Regions from separate parts of the Homo sapiens genome. Here regions 1, 2, 3, 4, 5 and 6 are each linked to region 7. A link is a loop called in an ENCODE intact Hi-C map of the cell type or tissue named here. Cell type or tissue: IMR-90. All regions are shown on one strand. Region 1 overlaps LINC01483 (long intergenic non-protein coding RNA 1483). Region 2 overlaps LINC01483 (long intergenic non-protein coding RNA 1483). Region 3 overlaps LINC01483 (long intergenic non-protein coding RNA 1483). Region 4 overlaps LOC105371882 (a long non-coding RNA gene). Region 5 overlaps KCNJ16 (potassium inwardly rectifying channel subfamily J member 16). Region 6 has its middle 18 kb from the start of LINC01483. Region 7 overlaps LINC01483 (long intergenic non-protein coding RNA 1483).

Evidence for each region. A loop is a pair of places that touch in the nucleus more often than their neighbours do. Peaks named below come from ENCODE experiments on the same cell type or tissue, not always from the same donor. Only the 100,000 strongest peaks of a DNase experiment are listed, where the experiment ranks them.
Region 1: it touches region 7 in a loop (6-fold over the local background); 2 of 110 quality-filtered maps call a loop at or near these places.
Region 2: a loop joins it to region 7, with 6 times the contacts of the local background. A loop is called at or near these places in 4 of 110 quality-filtered maps.
Region 3: a loop joins it to region 7, with 6 times the contacts of the local background. A loop is called at or near these places in 2 of 110 quality-filtered maps.
Region 4: a loop joins it to region 7, with 9 times the contacts of the local background. A loop is called at or near these places in 6 of 110 quality-filtered maps.
Region 5: it touches region 7 in a loop (20-fold over the local background); 2 of 110 quality-filtered maps call a loop at or near these places.
Region 6: it touches region 7 in a loop (5-fold over the local background); 2 of 110 quality-filtered maps call a loop at or near these places.

What each region holds. Positions count from the first base shown.
Region 1 is chr17:69,868,452-69,872,451 of GRCh38, forward strand. The region is part of intron 4 of LINC01483 (long intergenic non-protein coding RNA 1483); the gene reads left to right. Among named protein-coding and RNA genes, the nearest start is that of LINC01497, 91 kb to the right of the region's middle. In IMR-90, no CTCF peak of the experiment used is centred here; DNase peaks (open chromatin) are centred at 1,890 and 2,620; H3K27ac peaks cover 2,553 bases.
Region 2 is chr17:69,604,883-69,608,882 of GRCh38, forward strand. All of the region lies in intron 2 of LINC01483 (long intergenic non-protein coding RNA 1483), which reads left to right. Among named protein-coding and RNA genes, the nearest start is that of LINC01483, 13 kb to the left of the region's middle. RefSeq lists enhancers at 2,056-3,255, 2,331-2,600. In IMR-90, a CTCF peak has its summit at 2,453; a DNase peak (open chromatin) is centred at 2,479; H3K27ac peaks cover 2,435 bases.
Region 3 is chr17:69,653,553-69,657,552 of GRCh38, forward strand. All of the region lies in intron 3 of LINC01483 (long intergenic non-protein coding RNA 1483), which reads left to right. Among named protein-coding and RNA genes, the nearest start is that of LINC01483, 62 kb to the left of the region's middle. In IMR-90, no CTCF peak of the experiment used is centred here; a DNase peak (open chromatin) is centred at 1,599; H3K27ac peaks cover 2,249 bases; H3K27me3 peaks cover 850 bases.
Region 4 is chr17:70,136,261-70,140,260 of GRCh38, forward strand. LOC105371882 (a long non-coding RNA gene) reads right to left here. Exons shown (of 4, transcript XR_934953.3): 4 at 1,977-2,173. Among named protein-coding and RNA genes, the nearest start is that of KCNJ2-AS1, 31 kb to the right of the region's middle. In IMR-90, a CTCF peak has its summit at 1,792; DNase peaks (open chromatin) are centred at 1,311 and 1,791; H3K4me3 peaks cover 811 bases; H3K27ac peaks cover 2,504 bases.
Region 5 is chr17:70,099,302-70,103,301 of GRCh38, forward strand. KCNJ16 (potassium inwardly rectifying channel subfamily J member 16) reads left to right here. Exons shown (of 4, transcript NM_170741.4): 2 at 1,357-1,465. Among named protein-coding and RNA genes, the nearest start is that of KCNJ16, 26 kb to the left of the region's middle. In IMR-90, a CTCF peak has its summit at 1,882 (motif pointing left); no DNase peak of the experiment used is centred here.
Region 6 is chr17:69,573,993-69,577,992 of GRCh38, forward strand. No RefSeq gene overlaps it. Among named protein-coding and RNA genes, the nearest start is that of LINC01483, 18 kb to the right of the region's middle. In IMR-90, no CTCF peak of the experiment used is centred here; DNase peaks (open chromatin) are centred at 409 and 1,609; H3K27ac peaks cover 1,802 bases.
Region 7 is chr17:69,759,915-69,763,914 of GRCh38, forward strand. The region is part of intron 3 of LINC01483 (long intergenic non-protein coding RNA 1483); the gene reads left to right. Among named protein-coding and RNA genes, the nearest start is that of LINC01483, 170 kb to the left of the region's middle. RefSeq lists an enhancer at 1,663-2,862. In IMR-90, a CTCF peak has its summit at 2,301; a DNase peak (open chromatin) is centred at 2,177; H3K27ac peaks cover 3,409 bases.

The DNA of each region.
Region 1 (4,000 bases), 110 kb after region 7:
AGTGAGAACTCACTCATCACCAAGGGGGTGGTGATAATCCATTCATAAGAGATTCACCCCCATGATCTGAACACCTCCCACCAGGTCCTACCTCCAACACTGGATACTACATTTTATCATGAGATTTGGAGGGGACAAATATCCAAACCGCATCAGGTAGAGATGAGTTTAGTAAAGAAACATCCAGGCCGGGTGCGGTGGCTCACGCCTGTAATCCCAGCACTGTGGGAGGCCAAGGCAGGTGGATCGCAAGGTCAGGAGTTCAAGACCAGCCTGGCCAACATGGTGAAACCCCATCTCTACTAAAAATACAAAAATTAGCCAGGTGTGGTGGCGGGCACCTGTAGTCCCAGCTTCTCGGGAGGCTGAAGCAGGAGAATCGCTTGAACCCAGGAGGCGGAGGTTGCAATGAGCTGAGATCACACCACTGCACTCCAGCCTGGGCGACAGAGCAAGACACTGTCTCAAACAAACAAACAAAACATCCAGCCGGGTAAATTGAAGGCACAAGATTTTGAGAGAAAGTGAAGAAGTTAAACTTGCTAAGGAGTGGCTTTATGCACTGGGGGAAGAGAGGGAACAGATATTGCAGGTAGCACTAGGAAGAGTCTGTCAGGCAGAAGACACAACACAGAGTTGCAGAGGTGGCTTTGAGTGAGTGGTAATCTGTGGAAGAGGTGTCTAATGACAGGAAAGTACAGATAATCCTGCGGACAAGATGAGGAAGGCTAGATAACTAGAAAGCCTTCGGTCTTGAGTATTGATCTAAAATGGGGAAGTGAATATAGTGAACTGTAAGATTTTTTATATTCAAAAATGCTGCAGCCACAAAAAAGAATGTCCTTTGCAGGGACATGGATGAAGCTGGAAACCATCATCCTCAGCAAACTAACACAGGAACAGAAAACCAAATACCGCATGTTCTCACTCATAAGTGGGAGCTAAACAACGAGAACACATGGACACAGGGAGGGGAACATCACACACCGGGGCCCGTCGGAGGGTAGGAGGAAAGGGGAGGGAGAGTATTAGGACAAATACTTAATGCATGCGGAGCTTAAAATCTAGATGATGGGTTGATGGGTGCGGCAAACCACCATGACACATGTATCCCTATGTAACAAACCTGCATGTTCAGCACATGTATCCCAGAACTTAAAGGAAAAGGAAAAAAAAAATGCTGGAAGCCATTGCCCCAAATGCTGAGTTCTAAGCAGAAAACTTGCAAGTTAGAATCCTGAGGACTCCAAGGTTAAGGCAGCACATGGATATTCAGTTGCCTTCTCTCTAGACTCCAGAGTCCCTGCAGAAGTCTGGCAAAGATAGCCTGGTCTGATCATCTTCAGAATCTAAACACACCTCATTTACATAACTACTCACTGTAGGTTGTTTTCAGTTGCCTTCTAAGATTGAAAATGCTAAGGCTTCCCCAGGTTTCAATATTACTTGGTCATTTTTTTTGGTAAGAATCTGACAGGTCAGTAGTTAGATGACCAAATGTTTGAAGAAAGAGTTACTGAAAGGTGATATGGTTGGATTGGTGCTTTAAGTTGAAGACTGTGGACATAATGGGTAGAATAAGAATCCCCGAATAATGGTTGTGATTGTGAAAATGGAAAGTAGATGATAACCTTAAAGAATTTGTGAAGTTGAAGAAAGTGGAGCATTTGCTGGAAAGCACTTCCTCAAAATCTTGCATCTCAAAGGAGTACTGGTTCTGCCTGACAGAACAGCATTGACCTCCACCTGAAAGAGCAGGCCTGACTCAGTGCGTCTCTGGTCCCCACACTGCAGTCACAGTGTGGACATTCTTTTGCAGTGTGTGGTAGCTCCCCCAGGGCAGTGGGCCTGAAGAGACTTGGGGGTAAGTGGTCAGGATTGCTTCCTGCAACAGTGAGAGGTCCTGACTCATGGGCTCTGGATCCCCTCTGACTAATGATCTGCAACTGACCCTCTGCTTGTTCTCTAGCAGGTCCATTCAAGGCAGGAATTGTAATTTCCTAGGACACAATGCTAGGTGAAAGGGTTCATTGTGTCACCAAGAATGACACAGTAATTTAAGCCTGGGAATGCAATTTATTCAAACTCCTCATTTCCTAAATGAGCTCAGATTAGAACAATCTCTTAAAGAACAATTTTAGAAATGTTGATGTTTTTCTTTTTCTTTTCTTCTTTTTTTTTTTTTTTTTTTTACAGGGGGTGGGTGAGTGAGTAGGATGGAGGTGGCCATGGAAAGAAAGGAGAGGAGGAGGCTTTCCATAACCATGACTTGAAATGACCGAGTCAGAAGGTTATGGCTGTTAGGAGGAGTTAGGACCAAGAAACATGCACTTTCTGCCAGTGGGGTCCAAAGTATTCTGCATATCTCAGACAAGTGCAAACCTGCCTTGCCTTTCTCTCTGTCTCCCTAGGAGGTACTGTTTGTGTGACAAAGAGAGTTGTCAGTAATCCAGCAGACACCCTCTTGTACTGCATTGAAATCCAGCACATTCCTCCCTACAGTAGGAAGGACAGACTGGGCTTGCTTTGGGGTTTATTAACCATCTTGAACTATTTTCCAAATGTTTTAGGTTCGAAAAAACCTGAATCACATTGGGCCACAGCCACTTTTTCTTCTTCGCTATTAAGCCTATGTGTATTTTATGGGAAATGTAATCCATATGTTTCTGATTCCTTTACACTTAACTCATCAAGCAGGATTTGTTAAAGCTATTTCATGCCCTGGATGCCTTTTGAGCCGTTTCCTTGTGACTTTCAAAGCCTTTTATTCTCCAGAAATAGGAAGTTACATTTTATGAAATGTAAATGAGCTTGAACCCCCAAAGGTCTTATTTGGGTCAGAATTTGGAACACTTGGGATCAGTAAGAAGCATGCTCTATTCCACTCTTTCAGAGGAATTTCAGCTCAGGGAATACTTTTACACTTTTCAATGCATAAAATTGGCTAAACTTTAATTAAGATGTACTTGGGAGAAAAAAAAAGCAAAAAAAAAATTTCATTGTAAGAGCACATATCATTAATGAAAAGGGGTAAATATTTCTGAATAAATAAAAGCTACCTCAGCTAAATTACCATAAAATAAAATAAACCGAAACAACCAAATACGTCTCCGAACATCACTAACTATGATCCTGTTGCTAAATTGCTGTTTTAATTTTGTGGCCCTAAAGTGAATCTCCAGTAAATATTTTTTCAATACCTCCCACCAGAACAATTAAAATAATTTTCCAGGAGCAAAGCTGTTTTCATGTCTTGGCAAAATATCCTGTTGTCTGAGAGCTCCTATTCTTCAGCAGTAGAAGTTTGCAATTAAAAAAATTAAAGAAATGCATAATCTAAAAATTCTCTCCTCTCCTCTAATTCTAGGAAGAAATTCCATGTTGGGTGTGACATAATAAAACAGGCTCAATTCCGAGCCTTTGCAATTGTTTCTTTTTCTGCCTGGATTAATCTTCCCTACGATCATGAATCTGTCTCCTCTGTTATCTCTTCACTGAGGCCGGCTCTAACTGTCTGGACTGAAAGAACTCTCCCAATTCTCCTTTTGTTACTCTCTACTCCATTTATCCGTTTTACGTTTTTCACAGGAATTAGCATCATCTACCATTGCTTAATGTCATTTGTGCACTTATATTTTCTTTTCTCAATGAGAATCTAAACACATCCCTGTATCCCGTTACTAAAACGTTAGCTGACAAATGGCAAGCACTCAATCAATGTTTACTAAATTTAATTGCAACAATTTGTTCAACACCTATTGACACGTATTATGCACCAGGTTTTATGCTAGATATCAGAGATATAATGAAATATAAAACCAAGTTCCTGTTCTCAAGAACCTCCCATCTTGAGGACAGAGAATATAAGTCAATTACTCTAGTGGTGTGTGGTAATTTTACTGGGGTCCTAATCCAGACCCCAAAAGAGGGTTCTTGGATCTCCTGCAAGAAAGAATTCAGGGAAAATCCATAGAGTAAAGTGAAAGCAAGTTTATTAAGA
Region 2 (4,000 bases), 160 kb before region 7:
ATTAAATGGCAGTTAGAATGTGGTCTACATTATTACAAATAAATGTTTTTCATTATATTTTACTGTCAGCAAATGCTGGTATAAAACTCATTGCCTTTCCTCATATGGCTACCTTGAAGGGAGTCAGAAAATACATTGGCATCTGAGATCTTCATGTGAATTATTTTGAGAATTCCAAAGACTCCAAACTCAATTCAAAGAAACATGATGGAAATTTCATGGGCTTTTAATTGGACTTTCATCTTTGCTTCCTTTGTCAGTAAAGAATGACTGTCCTGGAACTTGAGGTTGTTGCTAGACCCCCTTCTTAAAAAACAAACAAAAAAAACCTAAAGGTTCTATAGTTAAAGCCTCTTGGGAGGGGAAGAAGACTCACTCAGTACACAGAATGATAAAATTTTACTTGCCGAGGTAACATACATGACTTTGGACAGGTTTAAGCTCCTTTTTCATTGGAAGGAAGAGAACTTTTAGGCTTGCAGGTGCTATTTCTTTCTTCTTCCAATTTCTACAACTGGAAACTAGTCATTGTAGGGTTTTCCTTAAATAAGTCCAAGTCTACAGGAGGCAGCAGGGAGTCTATTCCACTGAAGCCTTCCTATGAGGATTGAACAGCTTCTAATTTCTTGATCATTCTAATCATCATAACCATCTGGAAGATTTCGTCATTAAACTAATAGTTGGTAATCATATTGTCCTGGCTTTCAAAATAAAACAAAACGATAAGGGCTTCTAGACAATCCAAGCAGGCTATTTGTCGAACTGCTCTATTTATCTGTGTCGATTTCATTTATATATTTCAAACACCCACTGCCTCTAAAGTATACCGAATCATGCCCTCAAGCAATTGGTCTCATCTACAAAGAATGAGCCTGACCCATGATTCTGTGCTCCTCTGTTTCTCACATTATAGTCATAAGTTAGCCCAAAGAGAGAAGCATATGATTCTTTGGATGAGATCTCTGTTATCTTTTAAGGAGATAAGAATCATAAACTCCATTCAAAGGTGACATCAGAACAATGAAGGACATTCTGAGACAGAGCGAATGACCTCATGACATTTTCCCTAGATTTTCTAACTTTTCTTCTGTTTAGTAATCAATCATTCACTGACTCTAAATGTATGGGAGGTAAAAGTTTTTCTTTACTTTCTTATATTCTGAGGGTGGGCCTGCAAGTTAAACTGACAAAGATAGATGAATGGAAGAAAATTGTACACATTGTATGTGATGTTAATATTCTTATGTGGGCAGGGTTTTCATAGAAAAGAGGTGAAAACCCCCCAAAAAGCAGGTAAACTGGAGGGCATCTATAACATTTTAGCAAAGGATGATAACCTGGGGAGAAGCGACTATGACAGAGGAAAGAGGGTTTGGGCTTCCAGGGGTGGTGAATGGTGGGAAGGTAAATTTATGAGGAAAAGCAATAATAAACAAGAGTTATTTACTAAAGTTTGCTTACACAGCACATCTTGGTGCTATCTCCATCTCCTGATAAGGGTTGTTCTCCTCTTTCTAATAGGGGAGGGTGGGGGACACCTTTGTTTAGCCTAAAGCTAAGGTTTCGCCATATACAGTGAACTGTAACTCAAGGGGCTGTGGAAATATAGACTGTAACCTATTCTTGAAACAAGTAGCCAAGTTTTAGCCAATCACAGCAGCTGAGTTTCAGCCAATCACAGGCAGCCAACTGTCTAAACTGCGTTTAAATAAGGCAGATGCTGAGCTGTAACCAATCCAGCTGTTTCTGTACCTCACTTCTATTTTTTGAACCTCACTTTCCATTTCCTGTCGATTAATGTTATCTGACCATGTGGCAGCCCAAGAGTCGCTGGGAACCTATTTTGCTTCTGGGAGCTGCTTGATTCATGAGCTTAATTAAATTGTTAAATCTAATTTGTCTAAAGTTTTTCTTTTAACACCTTCACGAGGGGAAGTTTATGCCCTGCTTTAAGCAGAGGGGGACGGCAGAGCTCTTCTGTGTCTGCTTTTTCTCAATTGCCCCCAGCTCAAAATAATTCTTATGCCGGCATATTTTGGGGTGACATATTCTGATCTCCTTCATTGGGAAGCAGTCCCTGAGTGTGAGCCTAGCAAAGACTCTCTTCTTAGAAATCCTCCCTAATTTGAAACATAGTGGTTAAAATTCAGAAGCTGGGTCTCTGTGCACGTTATCTAACTGCTTGGCACACAAAGGTTTGTCAAATAAAAGACAGGCAGGTGATGAATGCATTGAGAATTGTTGTCAATCCTACCTAAAGTTCCACAGACTTAGAGAACATGTCTTTCTACCTGACAACCATTCAGAGCAGTTTGGCTGTTCCAACTCGCGTCCTCAATTTCATCATTCAAAATCTGTGAGACCGATACTGAGCTCTCATGGAAGACTGGCTCATTTAATTGAACAATTTGGAAAACTGTTGAGTTGAGGAAATGTATACAGAAGCTAGGTGGCGCTGGCGGCCACAGGCTGCACAAGATAATCCTCTGCATGTCAGAACATGCCCTGTGCCCAAAGGACACAGCTGTGAAACCTTTCTGAAGAGTTTAGTATCAGATACAGGGAGAATGATTTGAAACAAAAGAGAAATACAGAAATTCCACAGCATCACTTTCAGACTGTCCAACATTACCCATTCCTTCTGACATAAACATGAAAACCCATAAAGCACAATTTGTATTTATCTATTTTCTAAATAAACTCCTCCTGGTCATTTGCTTTTTGAATATTCTGTTTGGTCTCTTTGGTTTTGCAATCACCACTGACTTGGAGCTCCACAGAAAAACCAGAAGTTCCAAAATAGCAATCGGAAGAGAACTTGGTTTCAGTCCCTTTTCCATTAATGCCTATTTTCCACAACCACATAACCTGTGCATTTGGAATATTTTCCCAATAGCACTGGCTTTCATAAGCTGTAGTGACTGTCAGGAAATAAAACTGCTTTGGTGGAAAGACCAGAATTATATAGCTGAGAACACAGGAATGTTAAACCAGCCTTCGAAGTCTTGCAGAATAGGAGAGAACAAAAGTGGGCTGTGTCAGTGAGGCAGGTTTAATAGAAATAGAACATTTATGAATTTCTAGTCACATCTTCTGACCAGATAATCTTCTACAGAGTCATTTAGCTTATGTATGGGAGATACGAATCTTACAAGTGGAAGATGACCATGCCTAAGTCAGAATATAATAGTCTGACAAAATTTTCTGCTTTATGTATGCTTATGGAACTTGTTTTATATATAGACATATCACATTTATATAGTCATTTAATAAATTTCATTCATTGAAAATAATACAAATGCATTACAATGAAAACAATCATTAGGTACGTACTTTTGGTTAATATTTCCAACTGTCCTGAAAGATGTGGTATAAATATATCTGTAATCCCTAGGGGTTTATTGCACAAGAAAAAAAGCAGAGCACACTGTTGATTTTTTTTTTTTTTGAGACATATTGGCTGGTAAAATGTTGATACTAATTAATTCTGAAGTGGAAACAGGCTTACAGGCTGGCAGACGGGTTATAAAATTTTTTTTTTTCCATTGGTCTCAGAATTGCTAGAATCTTTGTTTCAGCACCAGTAGCTCTGGTTTAGGTTAATATTTCTGCCTCCACTCAATACCATGTTATACACCCTCTTGCCTACTGTCAAAGGAGTTTGTTGAAGATAGTTTCTTTACCTGAGAAAGAATACCATTCTCCTTTACTCCTCTTTTACCATGTCTCCTCTTCTACCTGACCAGTGTACATATTTGTCAACTCTTTTTCCAACCTGTTAGCATGTTACTGATGGAGGGCTTCACGGAAGAAGCATGGAGTTGAGAATTTCAACTTTTACTTCTGTTACAGGAGTGGCCTTCAGCCTCACTTAGATAGAAAGGGCCACAATAAACTCAGAGGAGTAATAGGCTCAGAAATGGTGGACAACATACTCATCTTATTTATCACTGGGTTTCTGGCCCTTGATGCAGTACTTGGTATTTAGTCAGTGCTCCTT
Region 3 (4,000 bases), 110 kb before region 7:
TCTCTCTACATGAGCAATATTTTAAAATATGTTGTTTAAAACTGCCTAATAGATCTGATTGTGCTTAGAATAGAACACACAATCCTCGTCACAGCCCACAAAGCCCAGCATTGAATGATCTCTGCACCCATTCCAGGCTTGTCTTTCAGTACCCTGAACCTAGCCCATCATCTCCAGCCTGCTTATTTATTTTTCCATGCCAAGCTGATTCCCACCTTAGACTCTTCATCTTACCTATTCCTTCTGCTTGGAAAACACTTATTTCTGAGCCCCAATGTCATATCCTGCAATAGACCATCATTGAATACCCAGTCTTTAGTAGCTATCTACACACTCTCACATTATTCTGTTTTAATGCTTTGAATTATACTTATCACTATCTTATGATTTTCTTGTTTATTAATTTATTACCCACACCTAAAAATATGGATTTAACACATAGATGCATAAACAATGAAACTAAATGCCCCACAAAATAGCAGGTCCCTTATCAATGAGAATATACAAGCAGGCTTTCTTTGGTGACCATATACTACCAGATGTTGTAGAAAGGATTCCTGCCCTTATCAGAGGTCCAGCTAGATGACCACTGGAATTTCTTCTAATCCGCAGATCCTATGATCTTCTTGACAGTTTCCATCTTCAGCAGGTCACAAGCTGTTTTAAGTGTGAAAGAATTAGTGTTTTTTTGCATATTTAAAAAAAGAAAGAAAAAAGGGAGGAAGAATGAAAGGGAAGAAGAAAAGTTGCTCTAGGACAAGTATGTTTGAAAATGGATGCGCGCGCACACACAAAATCAGTTAATTAGCTGATTTTTATGAATTGACCAATGAATTTGGTCGACTATTAACTAATTTTAGTTGGTAGACCTGAGCTAAATAGCACATAGACTAATAAATACTGGCAGTTACGGATATTCATTCACACATCAGCTTTTACTATGAGCAGTTTTCTTACTATGTCGGTCTCAGATGTTGAAATTTGTGCTCTTCTATAAAAATCAAAAAGCAGAGATTCATTCTTTTCCATGGACTTCATCTGTTCCTTGTTTCAACTGCATAAATATTATTTACATGTCATGGGTTTCTGACCTCTATTGGTGGAGACCAAATCGATTACCCATGAGCCGCTCAATTTGCAATCATTTAAAATTCCACTCTCTCTGGCACAGAAAAAGAACAATGGAAACTTGTCATAGTGCTCTCTTTTTGGTTTATTTCCTTTCCCTCATTTTTCTTTTTTATTTTCCCTTTTCTTCCCCACCAGTTTCTCTTTTTCATTTCTTCATGTACCAGGAGTCCCTAAGGGACATTCAGATCTTTCAGCAGCCATTTCATTTTTTATCACAAAATTAAAATGTCAGATCCTTTCAAGAACCCTTCAGAGTTACAAGGTCAGTAAAGCCCAAGTCTGCTGAATGCAGGTGTTCCAGTCTTGAAGGAGGGGACCAAGGAAAGTGACTGTCATGTGAGTGGTGTGTGGTTTATCTACCAAGTGGCAACATCTCTCACTCTCACTATGTCTGCACTGCTCTGAGGGTAACCTGATCTGTCTTTAATCTACTCTGACCACAGAGCAAATGTTTTAAATAAAATCTCTGCATGAGTGAGTCACTACTCTTCTGGCTTTTGTATGACATACCAAGGACTGATGGTTTACTTTGCCTGAGTAACAAAATTAATATAAGAGAAACATTTTTGTTATGTGGTATCTTAAAAAAAAATACAAAAAGAAGAAAAAGGAGACATATGGACCTGAGCAGTGAAATTTGGATGAAAAAGTTCCACTTGACACGGAGAAAATATTGAAAAAAAATGTAGTAAATGCTTTTTTGGCAGAGAAGGACAAAAAAAATCAGCAGGAAGAAGTAGAAAGAGACACTTTCACTGAACAGCTGCAGTGACTCTAATACCACTTATGTAAGGTCCTAATCTTGAAGCAGCTTATTTATGTTATCATTTAAAATGTGATACATTATCTCAAAAGTTTTTAAATCTATAGGTGCTTGTTTATTTGGTAGAGTCTGCATTACAATGGAGGGACATGCTCGTGTTTTTGTGGGTCCTAGGGAGGCTGGATTAGAGCTGAATGCAGACATTCAGTGGATGTCTTCCTCTGGCTCGGATAGATGAGGTGCTTATGGCATGTACAAGTTTCCATGCTATTTTGCCTGACCCGAAGTATCCACCGTTTGAAGTATCAGCTCGGTTTTCATGGGTTCTGAAGCCCAGACCAAATGTTCTACATCGAATGAAAGGAGTGTGATCTGAAGACGGGCAAAGTGTCCTGGGGTGCCTCAATGATCTCTTATGAGTGAACACTTCATGATGTGTGCAGTATAGCTTGTGTAGCAATTTTAATTTTCCATGAAACGTTTCTGATTACAAAATGAAATGGAACTGTTTTTGACCCAAATCTTTCTTTACCCGAAGAAGACACAACCTATAAAAACAAAGCCACTCTTTCCCAGGTTGGCAAATCTTGCATAAAAATAGTCCCGTGATAAAAATGGCAGACCTAGCTGAGGCCAAAGAGGGAGGTGAACCTTAGCATTCAAGAGAGGACAGGTTTAGAGTTTCCTTCTATCTCTGTAGCTATGACAGTTATTGGCAGTGCGATCTCGGGTGAGTTATTTTTCTGCATAGAGACTCATTTCTCACATCTCAAAGTGGGCTAATTCTGTCTGGTTCCCTCCATACAGTATGGATAACTGCAATTATGTATGCACAATCCTAGCATATTTTTATCATATAATCCATTAATGACTAAGTATGATGTAAGCTGTAGGCTTTTTTTTGGTAGATGATTTTTTTTTGATGATTTTTAGCTTACATAGGGACGTGTCCAATTAGGGATTCAGTAAATGATATTATATTTATTATAAAATATTTGCTGAGAGCATCTTTCAGGAGTCCTTTGTCTCCCTTCTATCTGGTATGATATTCGTATGCAACATTTTATTCTTCAACTCAAAGTGCAGTGTTTGATGCTCTTTCAGTGATAGCTCTACACTTTGTTTCTGAAGCAGGTGCAAAACTTACTGTACAAATTCAGAGGAAAGGTTAGATTATTTTTACAAAAATTTAATTAAATTTGACTCTCAGTTTCTAACTTGCTGGCTTAGCAGGGAATTGACTGTCAATCAAAACTGGGGTTCCTAGGGAGTTGAAGGAAAGTTCCCGGCATCTTAGGCAGTATAGAAAACATTCAAGGGCTAACCCTGGTGTGGGCCCTTGTAGAGGGGCTCTGCTGCTTCTCTGTCTGGGCATTGGCATCTTTGGAAAGATCAGGATTGCTAGTGTTCTGAGTGAAGCCTTCCTAGGTTGATCCATTCAGTCTACTGAGGCCTGGTCATTTTCTAGGAAGCTGAGAGGAAACAGGTTTGGGATCCCTACTAGTCATAGGACTCAAGGATCTCTGTAACATACCTGAGTTTGGGGAACTATACATTTTCCTATTTCTCTCTATTCCTAATACTTCATTTTCTTTAATACTTCTCTCACTTCTTTCACCCTATATGAAATACACTTACTATGATCTACTAAAAAAAAATTTAGGGTTTTGAAGACACAAGCCAAAAAATGAAGTTGTCTTCAGACAACTTCAGACTTCTGCCTTGCAACAGGAACACTGTCAGACAATAGAGCATGAAAGTTTGACTATTTCCTTGCAGGGAGAAATACAGATAAACAAAACACACACTTTTATCATTGCCAATAAACTTGCCACATGCCAATATTGAGGATGATCAAAAGGGGCATTTTGAAAATGTTGGTTTCAATTTACTTTTTACAAATTTAAAATGAGTAGAGACATTCTTTACTTAAGATTGGTAGTGGGTAGTTGGAGAAGATAACTCAGAATGGATTTTTTAAGTAAACTTTTAAATTTTGGAATAGATTTAAATTTACAGAAAAATTGTGAAAGTAGTCCAGATGGTGCCCCTATGTCATGTGCTCAGTTTCCCCTATGATTAATATCATACATTTAGCATGGGACA
Region 4 (4,000 bases), 380 kb after region 7:
TGGAGGGTAGGGTTAACTGGCATAGTTCTGGCACATAAGATGTTAGCAGGAATCTATGGGTGCGGCTTTTATGAAAGCTTTTAAGCTGACTTGGCTGGCTCATGCCCTGTTCCTCTCCCTGCTCACCTTTCTCTCCATCTGGACCTCTAACTTGGTAGCTTATGCTCTTGAAGCCACCTTGTAAGAATGCAAATCAAGGACACCCCCTACAAGGGAAAATAGAAAGGTAAGAAAGACTGCAGCCCTAGATTGCACATCTCCAGACGTCTTTTTCATAAGTGAAAATAAATATGATTTCTAATTGACACAGCAATATATCTAAGGGAAATTATCCAGGAAACAAGCCTGGTTTAAAAAAAAAAAAAACGATGCACAGCTTAGGTCCAACTTGTACTTGTCCATGACAGTTGATGGAGTTGATCACTGTGGAAACAGCTAGCTTTCTTTCTTGCTTTTTTCTTTCTTTCTTTCTTTTTTTTTTTTTTTTGAGACAGTCTTGCTCTGTTGCCCAGGCTAGAGTGCAGTGTCATGATCTCAGCTCACTGCAACCTCTGCCTCCTAGGTTCAAGCCATTGTCCTGCCTCAGCCTCCCCAGTAGCTGGGATTACAGGCCTGCACCACACCCAGCTAATTTTTGTATTTTTAGTAGAGACAGCGTTTCACCATGTTGGCCAGGCTGGTCTCGAACTCCTGACCTCATACTTTCAAAGGAGTTGAGGACATGCCACTATCGTAAGACACACACACAAAGGATTGCTTTTGGCCTGGAAATCCCTCTGAGATGCTGGTGGTGGAGTGACCTTGATAAAAGGATTAACCAGGCCCACTGCTCTTTTGCTTCTTTCTTCCCCCCAACATAAAATCCACAGAAACCTGGATAAAGCAGGCACTGTACAACTTGGGCAAAAAATAAAACTGCTAATACTGTCTCAGACCCTCTATCCCTCACCAAGACCAAACTTCATCCATTTAGAATATTTGAGAGGATTTTTAATACACACAAAGGAATCCAGATTTTTCTTTAAATATTTGTATTTCATCATTTCTGAGTGGGCCAGGACATGTGCTGAGTGGATTCTCTGGGCCACTTTTATGTAAATTTTTAGGCACCAGATTCTACTCAGTTTAATATATTCTATCTATTAGTCTCATCAGTTACAAGCCTTGATTCTTCTGTTCTGAATGTTCTGTAAGGCGTGTGCAAAGTCCTGTGTCTTTTAAGGTAAGACTTGCCTGTGGATATCTAGAAACCACGCCTATTCACCCTGCGTACTCTATAAATCACAAAGCCCTGACTCAATTCTAAAATCAGCGTGGCCTCTCTCTCTCTCTCACTTTCATTTTTAAAGGAGCAGTATGACCCAGGCTCCCGAGAAGAGAGCTTCTGGCTCCACATGCAAAATGCAAGTTAGTGTTAACACAGAACACACAGATTATGCAGCAGGGAAGCACTTGGTAAATTCCTTTCAAATGTTCCCCTAGATAGGAGGTCTTTGAAAGCAAAAACTAGTAACCGAGATTCAGTCCAGATAAATCTGTGGGCAGACAGCAAGTGAGGTCCCCTAGAAGGGGCATTTTCCTAAAAAGACATAATCATAATGCTGCCCAGAAACCATCATTGGTCTGCATTACTTTGTACCTTTTCTTCAATCAGAAAAACCTTATCTACCAGTAAATTCCCAAGTGTTTTCTTTCACTGCTCTTGGTTTCCTAAAGCAACTGAACGCACTCCTCTTATGACTATGCGGTTGGGTCATGAGATTTGGCTTGGAGTAAGCAGCCTCTTGCCTCATCCTGCCACCCTGTGCTTCTTTCCTTGGAAATGTCCAAGCTTGTGGTTTGGGATTCTCTGTGCAGAGTTTTGAGACTTATGTCGACACCTCTACATGTTTTGAAATTCAATAGATTGAGTTGCTGAGCACCTAGCAGGGATGGTAGAAAAAACAAAAATAGAATGAATAAAATAAACTATGGCCTTTTCCTGTTGGGTCTCATTGATTTATTCTACTTTGTAAATATTGTAACGTAAAAGGATACCATGTCCAGGGTCTGTCTGCTGTCCCAAGAAAAAGCAGCTGGACTGAGCTGGAGAGTCTTCCAAATAAATAAGACAATCTGTGCTGGGTAATCACTCATCTCAGGCCTGGAGTGGAAACTCTGGGGACGCTTCAGGCTGCAGAGAAACAGGTTAATTATTTAAAGTATTTCAGCAAGCCTGATGGATGAAAACTCAAACAAATAGATTAAGTCTTGCTAAATTACATAGCCAAAGAATGCTGGTTTTTGTTTTTTTTTTTTTTTTCCTCTATGCTATCATTTACCACAGGGGCCAATGAAAGGTCTTTAATCACTGTCTAAGTAACCTGAACTTGAGACAGAAAGGGCCCCTGGAGATTTAGTCACTGTGAAAACTTCTTTACAGCAAGTTATCAGAAATCTTCAACTTTCCACATAAAATACTTCAGTCACATGCGATACTCACTGTGGTTAAATGCCCTTTATTTGAATTAGAAGCACATGTTGAAGATCAATTATTTATTGTGCTGCTGGTTGATTCTTTCTGACACTAGTTGGCCTGGGGAAGGGAGGCTAGTCATAGGGGCCGGGTTAAGGACAGAGCTAGCCTCTGCTAGCCGCCAATTCCAGAACCAAAGATTTTTAGGATATCAGGAGGACATCAGATCCCTTTTTATGTAGGAGGAAACCTCCAACTCGGGAGTTATCTGCCTAAAGAGTGACAGACATGGAGGGACGGAAGAAGAAAACACAATTACCAATGGCCAACCTGGGGCAATAAGCAGACCTGATGCTGCCCAAAGTTGAAGTATTGCTATTTTTTAATCAGTAAATAGCGCAAATGATCATTTCGAGACCCTTTGTTAAATAGCAAGCTAGTATTTTCTAGAAGTGCTATTGATCATTAAGTATTTAAAGAAGTGGCCGGGCACGGTGGCTCAGCCTGTAATCCTAGCACTTTGGGAGGCTGAGGCGGGTGGATGACCTGAGGTCAGGAGTTTGAGACCAGCCTGGCCAACGTGGTGAAACCCTGTCTCTACTAAAAAATACAAAATTAGCTGGACGTGGTGGCACGCACCTGTAATTCCAGCCACCTGGGAGGCTAAGGCAGGAGAATCGCTGGAACCCGGGAAGCGGAGGCTGCAGTGAGCCGAGACCATGCCGCTGCACTCCGGCCTGGGTGAGACTCTGTCTCAAAAGGAAAAAAAAAAAAAGTATTTGGAGAAGCTGGGAAAACAAAGGTAAAAAAAAAGAAATGTGGGAGGCAGCTGGTAAGAGTCATGATAAAGGAAGATAAACTTCTTCAAAATGTGCACAAACAACGATTGAATAAAAAAAAAAAAGCTCACACCTTTTCAGGGAAATGCTAATGTACAGTGAGGCACACCTATGTACACTGATTTATTGCCACCAAACCTTTTACCTTGGAAGCAGAAATGTTTAGTCTTTTGGCAGGGCCGGCCTTAAAGCATAAGCAAACACAAGGAGCAACAGGTTTTTTTGGGTTTTTTTTGGTTTTGTTTTTTTTGGGAGCAACAGGGTTTTTTTTTGTTGTTGTTTTTGTTTTTATCATTAAATGGAAGTGCTCCCTTCTTGAAACAAGTGCTATGAAGAAAACAGCCCAACCTGAGAGAATCACACAGATTTGGTCTGGATACAGCCACTTATTAACTGTGCCACCTGGAGCAACTGAGCTGCTGTCTCCAATTCTCAGTTTCCTTAGCTATAGATTTCCTTTCTGTATTAAGCTACAAATTTAAGGGTGCAGAATTAAGAATCAAATGCCTTAAGTTTGAATTCTAGTTCTTCTTCTTTCTTTTTTAAAAAATTAATTATTATTATTATTATTATTTTGAGATGGAGTCTCACTCTGTCACCCAGTCTGGAGTGCAGTGGCATGATCTTGGCTCACTGCAACCTCCACCTCCCAGGTTCAAGCAATTCTACCACTTCAGCCTCCAAAGTAGCTGGGATTAAAAGTAGC
Region 5 (4,000 bases), 340 kb after region 7:
AAGGTAAAGAAGCAACTACAAAATGTTTATCTTTATGTGAAGAACAGGCTCCTGGAAGTAGTACGAGACTTGTTTTGCAGAGCTTCAGGGGACAGCATGAGGACAGGAAGATCTTGTGAAAGCTATAGGGAGACACATTTTTATCTGAGTTTAAGGAAGGACTTCCTCATGGGTAAGGTCTAGTCATCATAAAATAGGAATAGAATGCATTTAGGGGTGAATGAGGTCTTAGTCCACGAAAACAGTCAAGTAGAGACGGACAGCCATCTTGAGGGGTGTTGTGGAGGAGCTGGGGCAATAAATGCTTGGGTGTTAATGCCTTTCTCATGATTCATATTGTGGGTTGAATCTTTCTCATGGCATTTCTTCACTCAGTCATTTTGGCAATCCTCAGAGGGTCTTTGCCTGGTGCTATGTGTGTTTGGGAGTAGATACAAGGAGAAGAAAAAAATAATTCGCTCAAATTCACACAAAAAAGTGACCCAAACCAAAATCCTTATTAAGCCTCACTGTTAAGTTTTAAAATGATATGATGATCACTAATTTGAGAGGAACTACATGTTAGCCAACCCATCACTGATTTATTTGTGATTTCAGATTTTGAAATCTATTAGGATAATCAATTTCACTTCAGCACGGTTTGGTCAAAGAAAGGAAAATACATCAGAGGGATTCAAATAACTTTAGAATCATAAGTAGTGTGAGAGATCTACAGGAGGAAAGTCCGTTTAGCAGTGAGAACTTCAGACACTTCCTCTATATCCTATGGTAACCAGGCAGTTAGAATAACAGGAAGCCCTCAGGCCGGCAAAAATGGCACCTGTGAAGTTTGTTTGGGTCTATCTGAAGGCAGGATTTCAGCAGGGGCTGAGGCTGTACAGAACAACTTAAAATTTTCAGTTGGATAAGAAAAATCGGTAAAACTTAAAAATTGTATTCATTTCCTAATGCCTACGTGGTATTACATATAAGTCAGACAATTGTTTTCTCTATTTCAAATTACTGGATTAGTTTGATTATTATACGGACTATCAGAAGAATAGTGGTACAGCTTTTCTCCAAGATCAACGCCTTTCATTTGTGGATCTTCCATCTTACCTGATACTTCTCTGCCCGTGTCTTCAGTACTGGAATTTACTCCAGTACTTCTTATTTTCTGTTTGTCTTTTCACCACCCGAAAAACATTACTCTCACTCACCAAACTATGTACACCTTTCTTTATATTCTCCCAATCAGACTTAACAAACACTTAGATGACATTTATTTTTGCCTGGTACTGTTTTAAGTGCTTTACAAATATGAATTCATTTACTTCTGCTAAGAGCTAATATATTTCTATTATCTTCCTTTTACAGAATGGGGGATTGAGGCACAGAGTGTTAAAATAGTGAGACACAGGATTCTAACTGGCAGACTGGCACTTTATCTCAATTCTTAACTGCTGTGTTGCCTCTCACTTTAAAGGTAAGAAATTAAACCAATTTTAACATGATTCTCCGAAAAACCAATACTTGCACTCCTTCCTCCATGAAAATGTGCTTTATCCCTACGCATTTTTCCAGAAGTCCAGCTTTCTACTTATACGTTTATATTTTCATAAACTTTGCTACAGAGCAAATTCGGTGTTACAAACATTGCTTCCTTTTGTTCACATTTTACACGTTTACTGCCTCCTTAAATCATTCACCTTCACTGTATTTTAGGAAAGAAATGCTATTTATATATTTTGTGAATCCACAGTCTATTATACATTCTGCTAACTAAGAATAAAACTTGTCTACTTGGTTATTTGAGTCTAGAGAATGATTTTCAACCTGGAGTGACTTTGCTCACCAAGGGACATCTGGCAATGTCTGGTCACATTTTTGGATGTCTCTACTGGGGTTTGGGGTCATACTGGCATCTAGTGGGAAGAGTTTAGGGATGCTGTTAAACTAAATGCCATAACCACAGGTCATCTTCCCACAACAAAGAATTTTCTGGCCCTAAATATTGAGGTTGAGAAACCCAGATCTAGGATATTCTGTGCATTTAAAATGATTCCGTTCAGAACAATTTAGGTACTTTCTCAATAGTACTGCAAAAGCTATATGAAAACTATATGTATATAAAAATTATATCTATCTGTCTCTAGCTACATTAACATATCAATCTGCTAGGTTAAGTAGACTCAATTTAACCATCTGGTGTTTCATGTTTGCTTTTGATTTGTAAAAGACTCAGACCTATAACATAGCCTTAATGCTAATATCATTCTTGAGATAAACGATTATAATTGCAGATTTCTTTTTTTTTGAGAAAGAGTCTCGCTCTGTCACCCAGGCTGGAGTGCAGTGGCACCATCTCAGCTCACTGCAAACTCCACCTCCCAGGTTCAAACAATTCTCCTGCCTCAGCTTCCCGAGTAGCTGGGATTACAGGTGCCCGCTACCAATACTTGCAGATTTCTTTAGTGTTATGTTATTTAGCCACTCATCCATTTTTTTAAAGATTTAAGTATTAAGCATTCACTGTACACCAAGCAATGTTCTTAGTGAACAAGTAATTTAGAATTAGATTACAATTAAATTGTGGATTTTAGGACATTTTAGTTAACGTTTACTGAAAAGTATTATCACAGAATTTATATTTTCTATAGTTTATGTTGTTTTATATGATTATAAAAGCAATGATTTAAGAATTAAGTGAAGTATTTTACATGATGTGGAAAAAATGAGAGAAAAAGATGGAAAAGAGTTGATTGAATTATTCATTTTCACCTGATTAGTTGAAGCCAGTGGTTAGTAACATCACATGCACAAAGGACCCAGTGGCTGATTCAAAATAGTATTCCATTCTCTCCCCATGATTTTACAATGAAACTACGAGACCAATCAGGACACCTTCTTCTTTCTTCTTGTTCACCAAAAGTACTTTTTTTTTTTTTTTTTTTTTTTTTTTTTTGAGATGGAGTCTCTCTCTGTTGCCCAGGCTGGAGTGCAGTGGCACAATCTTAGTTCACTACAACCTCTGCCTCCCCGGTTCAAGCAATTCTTCTGTCTCAGCCTCCCGAGTAGCTGGGACTACAGGCATGCGCCACCACGCCTGGCTAATTTTTGTATCTTTAGTAGAGACGGGGTTTCACCATATTGGCCAGGCTGGTCTCCAACTCCTGACCTCGTGATCTGCCCGCCTCAGCCTCCCAAAGAGCTAGGATTACAGGCGTGAGCCACCGCTACCTGCACAAGTAGTTATTTTTAATAGCAATGACACACAAGAGTAATTGCAGGACATTTACTTAACTAAAAAAATCAGTTGGCAAAATCTTATGTGAAAAATTAAAACAAAACAAATAACCATTTCCCTGAAAAATTAACCCCACTTGGACCTCCACATCCTTTCCCATCCATCACCACATTTTTCTACCCCATTTGACAGCGGAACTCTCTGTAGGCTTTCTGCATGCTTTCAACACTTCCTGTCACCGTTTTTACTCGTCCCTAGTCAAATCAGGCATTTATCTCCAAAACTCTGTTGTGACATCTTTCATCAAGGTCACCAGTGACATCACACTGCTAAATCCAATGGTCAATTCTTGTCCTTATCCTGACTGATTGTTAATATCTAACACACATGATCACTGACTTTTTCTTTTTCCTTTCCTTTTTTTTGAGACAGGGTCTCACTCTGCCGCTCTGGCTGGAGGGCAGTGGCATGACCAGGGCTCACTGTAGCCTTGACCTCCTGGGCTCAAGTGATCCTGCCACCTTAGGCACTCAAGTAGCTGGGACTACATGTGTGCACCATCATCCAGCTTATGTATATTATATATATATATTTAATATATATATTTATATGTGTATATAATATATATAATTTATTTAATATATATTTATGTGTATATAAATATATATGTGTATATATATTTTTGTGTATATATATGTGTATTATATATTTATGTGTATATATATATTTATGTGTATATGTGTATATAATATGCATATATGTGTGTGTGTATAT
Region 6 (4,000 bases), 190 kb before region 7:
TAGATAAGCAAGTAGAAAAAGATGAAACACAGTCTTAGCATTCAGAAATAACTCTGGTTATATTTTTTGGGTTTAGACTCTCAAAGTGTGTGTGTGTGTGTGTCTTTCTCTCCTACACACAACCAATACAAATATAAATTTACCAAAATGAAAACATATTTGCTCTTATTACTCTTAATAAGCATACTCATTCTTTAATAACTGCAAAATATGTGATCATATGAGTGTACTATAGTGAATGTAACTGGCTATTACTACTGTGTATGTAAGATGTCTTGCATTTTTTCTTTCTTATAAATTGCTTTATAAAAATTGTTCTTGTAGCCAAGTGTTTGTGACGTTACAAATGTTTACTTAGGATAAATTCCTAGAAGCAGGATTTCTATGTTAGAGGTTAAGGACATTCTGAAAGCTTTTGTTGTTAAGTAATGCGAAGACACCAAGAGGTCTCACCCACACATTCTTTTGTCAGCAGTATATGAGATGCCTAGATTCTCACTACTCCTGAGGGTAATCATTGAAGTTAAAGGAAATACTTAAAAGTGGATTTTTGAAGAGGAATGACTAGGCAGTTTAATTCTGCCTTTTGGAACATTCAGACTTTATTGCCAGACCAGTCTTTTTCGGGAATTCACTTGTTACCAAATGACTTAGAGTCACACTGAAGGCTGAAGCCTATAAAAGGGGTCACACCGATGGTATTGTTCATTCATTTATAAGAAAGATCACGTCTTTCTTGCTTTATTCAAAGGAGCGGAAGCTGGCTTGCTTCCAGCTGGGATATCCTGATTGGAAGTCAACTCGGACAGTCAGCTTTGCTCCTTCCTTACCATCCTCTTAGTGCAAGTTCCTCAAAGAAGACTGATGTGTACACAGTCTGGTTTGCACATATACAATGCATCAAACACATGATCTGCTTTGCTCATCCTGTGTGGCTTTGGGGTCCAAGGGGAGGGGAGAGGAAAGAGGCTGAGAAAATGGGCATTTCTTCCTGGTAAGTCCATATCAAAGATCAGTGTTTGGCTCACCAACAGCTGCTACACTAATTATTCATCTTAATAACAATGAGTAACGATGTTTAAAAATCCCGAGTGCCTATCAACACTACATTTAGTGCTATACAATATGCTTAGCTCAAAGTCCTCATTGGACATTTTATAATAGCCTTTAAAATAATACTTACATTTTCAAAGCCCTTTACCGTGGATGAAGTGTTTTCATATTGATAAGTGAATGTACGATGGGTGGTCAGATTTGGTGGTATTTCATGCTTTTTACCTGTGTTTGAATAGTGCTCAATTTCAGGCCTTCTGACTATTCCTTCTGTTTCATGTCTACTGTTTAAATCCTTACTTAAAAAAAACCAATGATGGGCTCAAATCTCTTATCGTATTTCTTAATGGGATGGGATAAAATGAAGGATGTGGTTAGCTGTGATGACACATTTAAATAAATAGAAAAAATAGAAAAGTCAATCATGTGGCAAGATATGCTTTCACTTAGTGCCTTGTCCCCTGGAAGTCAACATGAAAAAGTGCTCTGGGTCTTGGATTAGAAAAAGCCCCAAACATCTTTCATGCATGGCTGGAAGTGTAAGACTCGTTATCCTGGCTCTAATCCAGTGCAAAGGGGAATTTCAAGAGCTGGTTCACATATTTGTAATTTTCCAGTTTTGAGCATACACTTCCTATCCTGGCCATTTGTGCTTTCTGGGGGAAGCCAGCAAATTGCTTGTGCAGAGGGAAAATGCTTCTTGATATCTTAAAACCGTAAAGTGCTGTGGGATATTTTTGGATAAAGAGTTGAGGGAGATCATTAATTTTGTAACCACTGTGTTGTCATTAGCACAGTTCTAGGCTTACAATGTTTTATTAGTGTGGTTTGCATGATTAGTTTACTTGGAGAATTATTATAAATTATTGATGCTATCATTCTGCTGTGGGGAAGCCTAGCGAACTGGAGGAAATAAAAAAGGCATAGATTTTGTTGTTGTTGTTTTTAATCCTAGTTTATGAGCTGCAGTACTCACTAAAGTGCTTTGGAAATCTACTAAAAAGTTTGTTAATTCAGGAAAAAAGATACTGGTTCAGAGGACCACCAGAGGAAGCTTCAGGGAGCAGAGGGGCTCCGGAAGGTCTTTAAGCAGGAAAATAGTACTATGAGCAACAAACTACCTTGTTTGATTGAAATGGAGCATTTTCTAAGAAGTTGAAAGGCAATGGGGTCAAAAAGATAAAACTTTTTGTCATTTAGCTAAAAAGTTTAAGAGTAGCTTTCAAGGGCCAGGCGTGGTGGCTCACGCCTATAATCCCAGCACTTTGACAGGCCAAGGCGGGCAGATCACAAGGTCAGGAGATTGAGACCATCCTGGCTAACACGGTAAAACCCCGTCTCTACTAAAAATACAAAAAAAAAAAAAAAAAAAAATCAGCCGGGCATGGTGGCGGGTGCCTGTAGTCCCAGCTACTCGGGAGGCTGAGTCAGGAGAATGGCGTGAACCTGGTAGGTGGAGCTTGCAGTGAGCCGAGATCGTGCCACTGCATTCCAGCCTGGGTGACAAGAGCGAGACTACGCCTCAAATAAAATAAAATAAAATAAAATAAAATAAAATAAAATAAAATAAAATAAAATAAAATAACTTTCAAGAAGCCAGAGCTAAGTGCTAGGAGAAATCTCCCAAGAAGATGGACACAGGTGATGTATCCTACATAGTAAGCCACATGGCCCATCATGGCTGCTTGCTGCATGAGAGGCTGCCCTTCTTGCAACTAAACATGACGACCATGACTGGCCAGAACCCTTGCTGGAGGAAGGAGAGAAGAGCAGAAGGCATTTACATAAAAGATACATCAACACTTCTCATTGTGAAAATATAAAAATAAACCCAAAGCCCTTGTTGGTGGCCGACCCTCAATCCTGGCACTGTTGCTGGATTGACTTATCCTTCTAGATGAGCTATGCTCTTTTGTGATTTGGGCTTTCTGTAAATGGTATCCCACTGCACACCCAAACATAAACGTGCTTGTAACATGTCAAGTATCTCTTGAAGCTCTTTCTGTATAAGTATACTCAGAACCACTTTTAATTTTAAACTGCAGATTGCATGTTATAGTAGGATGTACTCTATATATGTGGTCATTCTCCTGTAAATAGACAGTTAGGTTTTTCTGATGCTGCCTGCCAGATGAGAACAATGTTGTGGGTTCCAGGTGTTTAATGTCAGTTATTTTCTACCCAGTCAGGTGAAGAAGTGATATTCCGCGAATGTCTAAGGTTGGCTGGCCAGCAGAGTTTGGACGGTTGAACACACTTTTTGGTTCTGCCTCTGCATGGGTAAGCGCGTAAGACCCGTGTTGTTGCTTCTACTTAGCCTTAGAGGAAAATGTCTTAACTACAGTGTTGAGGGAACTATGTTCCCATCAGGGGACACCTGCATTTATTCCATAGGACAGTTACGTTATGTTAATATTTTTCTGATTTTCCTCTCCTTTCTGTAAGGGTAAAGGAAAAAAAACTTTTAACCTATGTTTTAGACTTCAGTGAGAACCCTCTCCTATATTCATACTTTCATTACTTTTCAGTAGATTCATAGAAACATCTATGTAGACTTAACAGTTTGGCCATTAGCTTATGGTAAAGCTTAGGACATATTCTTCCTAGCCTAAATGTGAGTATTCATTTGTGATTTAAATGACTGTGTTGCCTTTTTGTTTTGTGACTTAGACAGGGCTGATACCGGTTATGGGATGTGTGTATTATCCTAGCTCCCATAAAAGGGGCTGATTTTCCTACTAAAATCATTAAAGAAGCAAAACCTATTATGGGAAATAATGATTAGATCACAACATCCTCGATAAATAGAGAACTGGCTAGTTAAAATGACCTAGTTAAAAATGTTAATTTTGTTCATGGGTTTTAAAGTTTTATATTCCTGTTTAGCAGGAAGGGAGAATTTATTTAGGACTGAATGGAAGCTATTACAGGTGGTATTATTATTATA
Region 7 (4,000 bases):
TATTACCATTTTGTGTCAGACTTAGACTTCTAATGGAAACTTTCAATTCCAAACAGAGAAAATAATAGCAACAATAATAATTTATCTTTTGGCTTTCAATGTCTTTTCACATTCTTCTCACTTGAACTTTAAAAAAATCCAGCTAGGCAAAAGGGCAAATCTTACTCTCTCCATTTTACAGAGTAAGAAATGGAACCAGAGGAATACAACCACCCGTTAACCAAAGCTACTATTAGTCTTGCTCTCATTTGTCCTCACTCTGTGTTTCCTGGATCCAAAGCTTGATTTGTTCATTTTCTTATATAGAGAGCCAGACTTGTAGTAAGTTACCCACCTGAACTCAGCAGTGTGGGGGGAGGAGGGAGAACTGTGAGCCCTTATTAAAAGTTAAATTATATAAATAGATGATATTAAAGACAAAGGTAAAGAATACTCAAAACTAGTCACTGAGGTTACTGATGCCTAATGTATTCATGTGGCAGAAATGCTATATGGTGGGGCACTGCCATGCAGTCAGTTGACCTCACGTTGGTAGCTTGACATTGGCTATGATGGGAATCTTCACACCATAAAAGTTGGGAAACATTTTAAATCAGGTAATGTTAAGTGTTTACCAACACAACACTAGGCAGGACCATGTATACCAAAGAATAGTCAAAGAAAGAGCAAAGCCTTTCTAAGCACTAATTTAGTTTGGCTGAGATGGTGAATTGGATTGAGGTGTAAACAGGGCTAGAGAGACTCTTCACAGACTTAGAGGGCTCTAGAAATTAGAAAACCCTTGGAGAATACCTGACTCAACAACCAGATTTGACCAATGAGAAAACTGAGGCCCTAGTGGTAATCTCCCCAAAACTAAACCACAAACGCATGGCAGCTAGGGCTTGAATGACACAGAAGATTTTCTTCTCTTTCACACATTGCACATGAAATGTCTGAGTAATCAAAGTTACTGTCAGTCTCACTCTCTTTTTTTCTCTATGCTTCCTAGTTCCAAAGCTGGGCTTACTAATTTTCTCATATATAGGACCAGTCTCACTGTACATCCCTAATATTGATATTGACCTAAGAAGTATTTAAATAAATGCCAGTCCCAATCCCATCCACCCCAACATAACCTGTGAGGCTTCCTAAAGTTTTCTATTTTGAATGACCCAGAATTTCCCCCATGTTATACTTCTCTCTGCTGCAGTTCTTCTATACTTTGAATTGGGCTCCTATGCCTGATGCCTCACCAGGATTCCTTACATGTTGATGTCCTTCTACTACATCTTGCAACTCTGGCACAGATCACTTGACTAAAATGAGACTGGGAATTACAATTATTTTAGATTGAGTCATTTTCCCACCATGTTGCTCTCATCCTGTCCTCCTGCTTCTCTATCTAACACCTCCCTTCCTTTCCCTTTTCTCTCAAATCTGACCAGGTACAGAACTCCTTTTTTCTCGTCTTCTGGGCTACTACATAGCCATGCTTCACTATAACATACCAAATGTGTTCCTTACACGTCGATCTTGGCAGTAGGATATACAATCAGAATTCTCATTATTCTTGACCCAAGGAGAGAGAATTGTTGATAAAATTGGCAACAACAAGGACAAACATGATTTATTTATATATTGATTTAAGAAATATGGGAAGCCTAGCCATAAAAGGCAGTATTTTATGTACTTGGCAAAAATATGAAAAATATAATAATTGAGGGCAAAGGTGTTGCTCTAAGAATTATTCTTAGAGGTGAAATTCAGAATAGTTATTTATGGACCTGGAGACCAAATAATAAAGGGGAAAGGAATTAGGAATTTTAGAAAAATATTGTTTTAGGCAAGAAGAAAGACACACAGAGGAGGTTAGCTGGGGTAGCAGTGTGCGAGGGGAGCAACAGAGGATGCGTATGAGCAGAGAATGAGGAAGGGCTATGAGGAACTTTGAAAGGGTGGAAACTTGGACTTTTGAAGGTAGGAATAGATTGGTGGAGAGATGTGGCTACAACAGAAGTTTGGAATGAACATTGGCAAAGAATCTCCTCATGGCGTGTTGGGAAAGATGGATGAAAGAGTAAGTGAGGTGAAAGGAAGGGAAATTGAGTCATAGTCCCCCAGTCCAAATATGCACTGCTGAAGGGAATTGAGCCAACAGCAAAGCTTAAAAAGAACTCATGACTGGATATCCTCAATGAGAGTGAAACCTCTTTCTTCCAGTTCCTGCTTGAAAATATAAACAACATGCAAATTCAAACAAAAAAATTCTTCCTCTGTCACGTTGAGAAACCCTCTGTTTACTTTGTTGTTGTGACTCACTTTGAGAGTATTCTTACAAGAATGCAATTTGTAGGGATGGGCAGACCTGTAGGGGGAAAAACAAGAACCTCTCTGGAATGTTTACCCATTCTTGGGACCATAGATTTTTTTTTTTTCTACAAAGGTCTCTATTCCTTTTTAAAAGACTCAGTTTAGTTTTGGAGAGGAAAAATATCTCAGATATAACAGCATAACTGGGGTGAGGTACACAAGACTTCTAAGAATCATTTTTTAAAGAAGCAATAGAAGATGCCCAATGATGTAAAACAAAAATCACTTTTCTTAATTCAAGTTTTACCCAAGTGGATACCAAGAGACAGGAAAACTTACAGGAATGGAATGATGGATGGTCATACTTGGACGTGCTAGCCCAGGAATGAAGAAGACTTAGACATGTTATAGTTAATTGTAGCTAAATGGAAGAAAAGGAGACAGGGAAAGCAAGAGGTAAATACAGGTCAAATCAAATCAAAGAATCAAAGCCCTGTGCTTCAGATGAAGTATTTTAATGATACAAATTGTCTGTGTCAGGGGCTTAAATGTGTACATTTAGGGGTACTGTCTCAAAAAAAATGAGCTTTCTTCCACAAAACTAAAATCCACATGGACAATTTTGAATCGGATGGATGAGAAAGCAAAGTAAGTTCTCCGTAAATACACAGATGCTGTTAAAGGATTGGTGCCTTTTTTTCTTGTCTTTTTTCCTTTTTTGGAGGGTGGAGGTGGGGCTAGATAATCTTGGCTTTAGAACATTTAATCCTGACATACTTTATAAGGAGCTGCATTCAGCAAAGTCTTTTGACATTCTTAATTTGCCTATCTTTGATCTCTGGAGAGATGAATCTGAGGTTATGGTGGTTCTAAAGAAAAAAACATTAATTCAATGACACATGTGTGAGAGAGGAATGAGCTAGAAATTAGGAGAGAATATGTAGTTGGGGGGTTCAGTGGCGTTTCAGCATTTCTGGGGAGTACTGTACAGTGGGGGCTCTGTGTGAAGCCTTTGAGCCAAGTGGTTGGAGACAAGGTAGATGGTATTTTAAAGGGCATCAGAACAATACTAATTAATCTGTTTTATTTTCACCTTCTGCTTAGGATTTTTTTTTTTCTGAAAGCACTTACACTTAACAAAGAAAAACCTTATTTGAGGAGCAAATACACAATCTTTCCTAACTCTTTTTAGAAGCCAAATGCAATTCAAATACACCTAGTCCTTCCTAAAATGCTTTATGTATTTTAACAAGTAAAACTAAGAAAATTGTATTTGTTAGTGCTTTATGTGAGTATGGCTGTGAAGTGTTTTCATCAAATTTGCACAGCATTTTTCTGTGACCTAATTTCACATACAGTTATGTGGCGTACAAAGAATTAACTTTAGAGACTCCCTGGGAAATACATCAAAGAGACACTGAGTCATCTTCTTGAAAAGTTTAAAGCCAAGATTGACAAGAGGCCTGGTTCAGAACAGACATGGCATTTATACTGAGGACCATGGACAGAGAACATGGTGGGTCCTCACATGGGCCCCAAATCAAGTCTCAAGAACGAAGCCTGAAATGTTGGAATTTCGGTGACAGCTGTTTCTCACTGGGCAACTTTATGATCCAGGGTAACAGCAGAGAGGGACTTACTTAAAAATAAGGATCCTTCTGTGCCTAGCAGAGAAGGCCAACTAGTATCCAGAGAAAACACTGGGAAA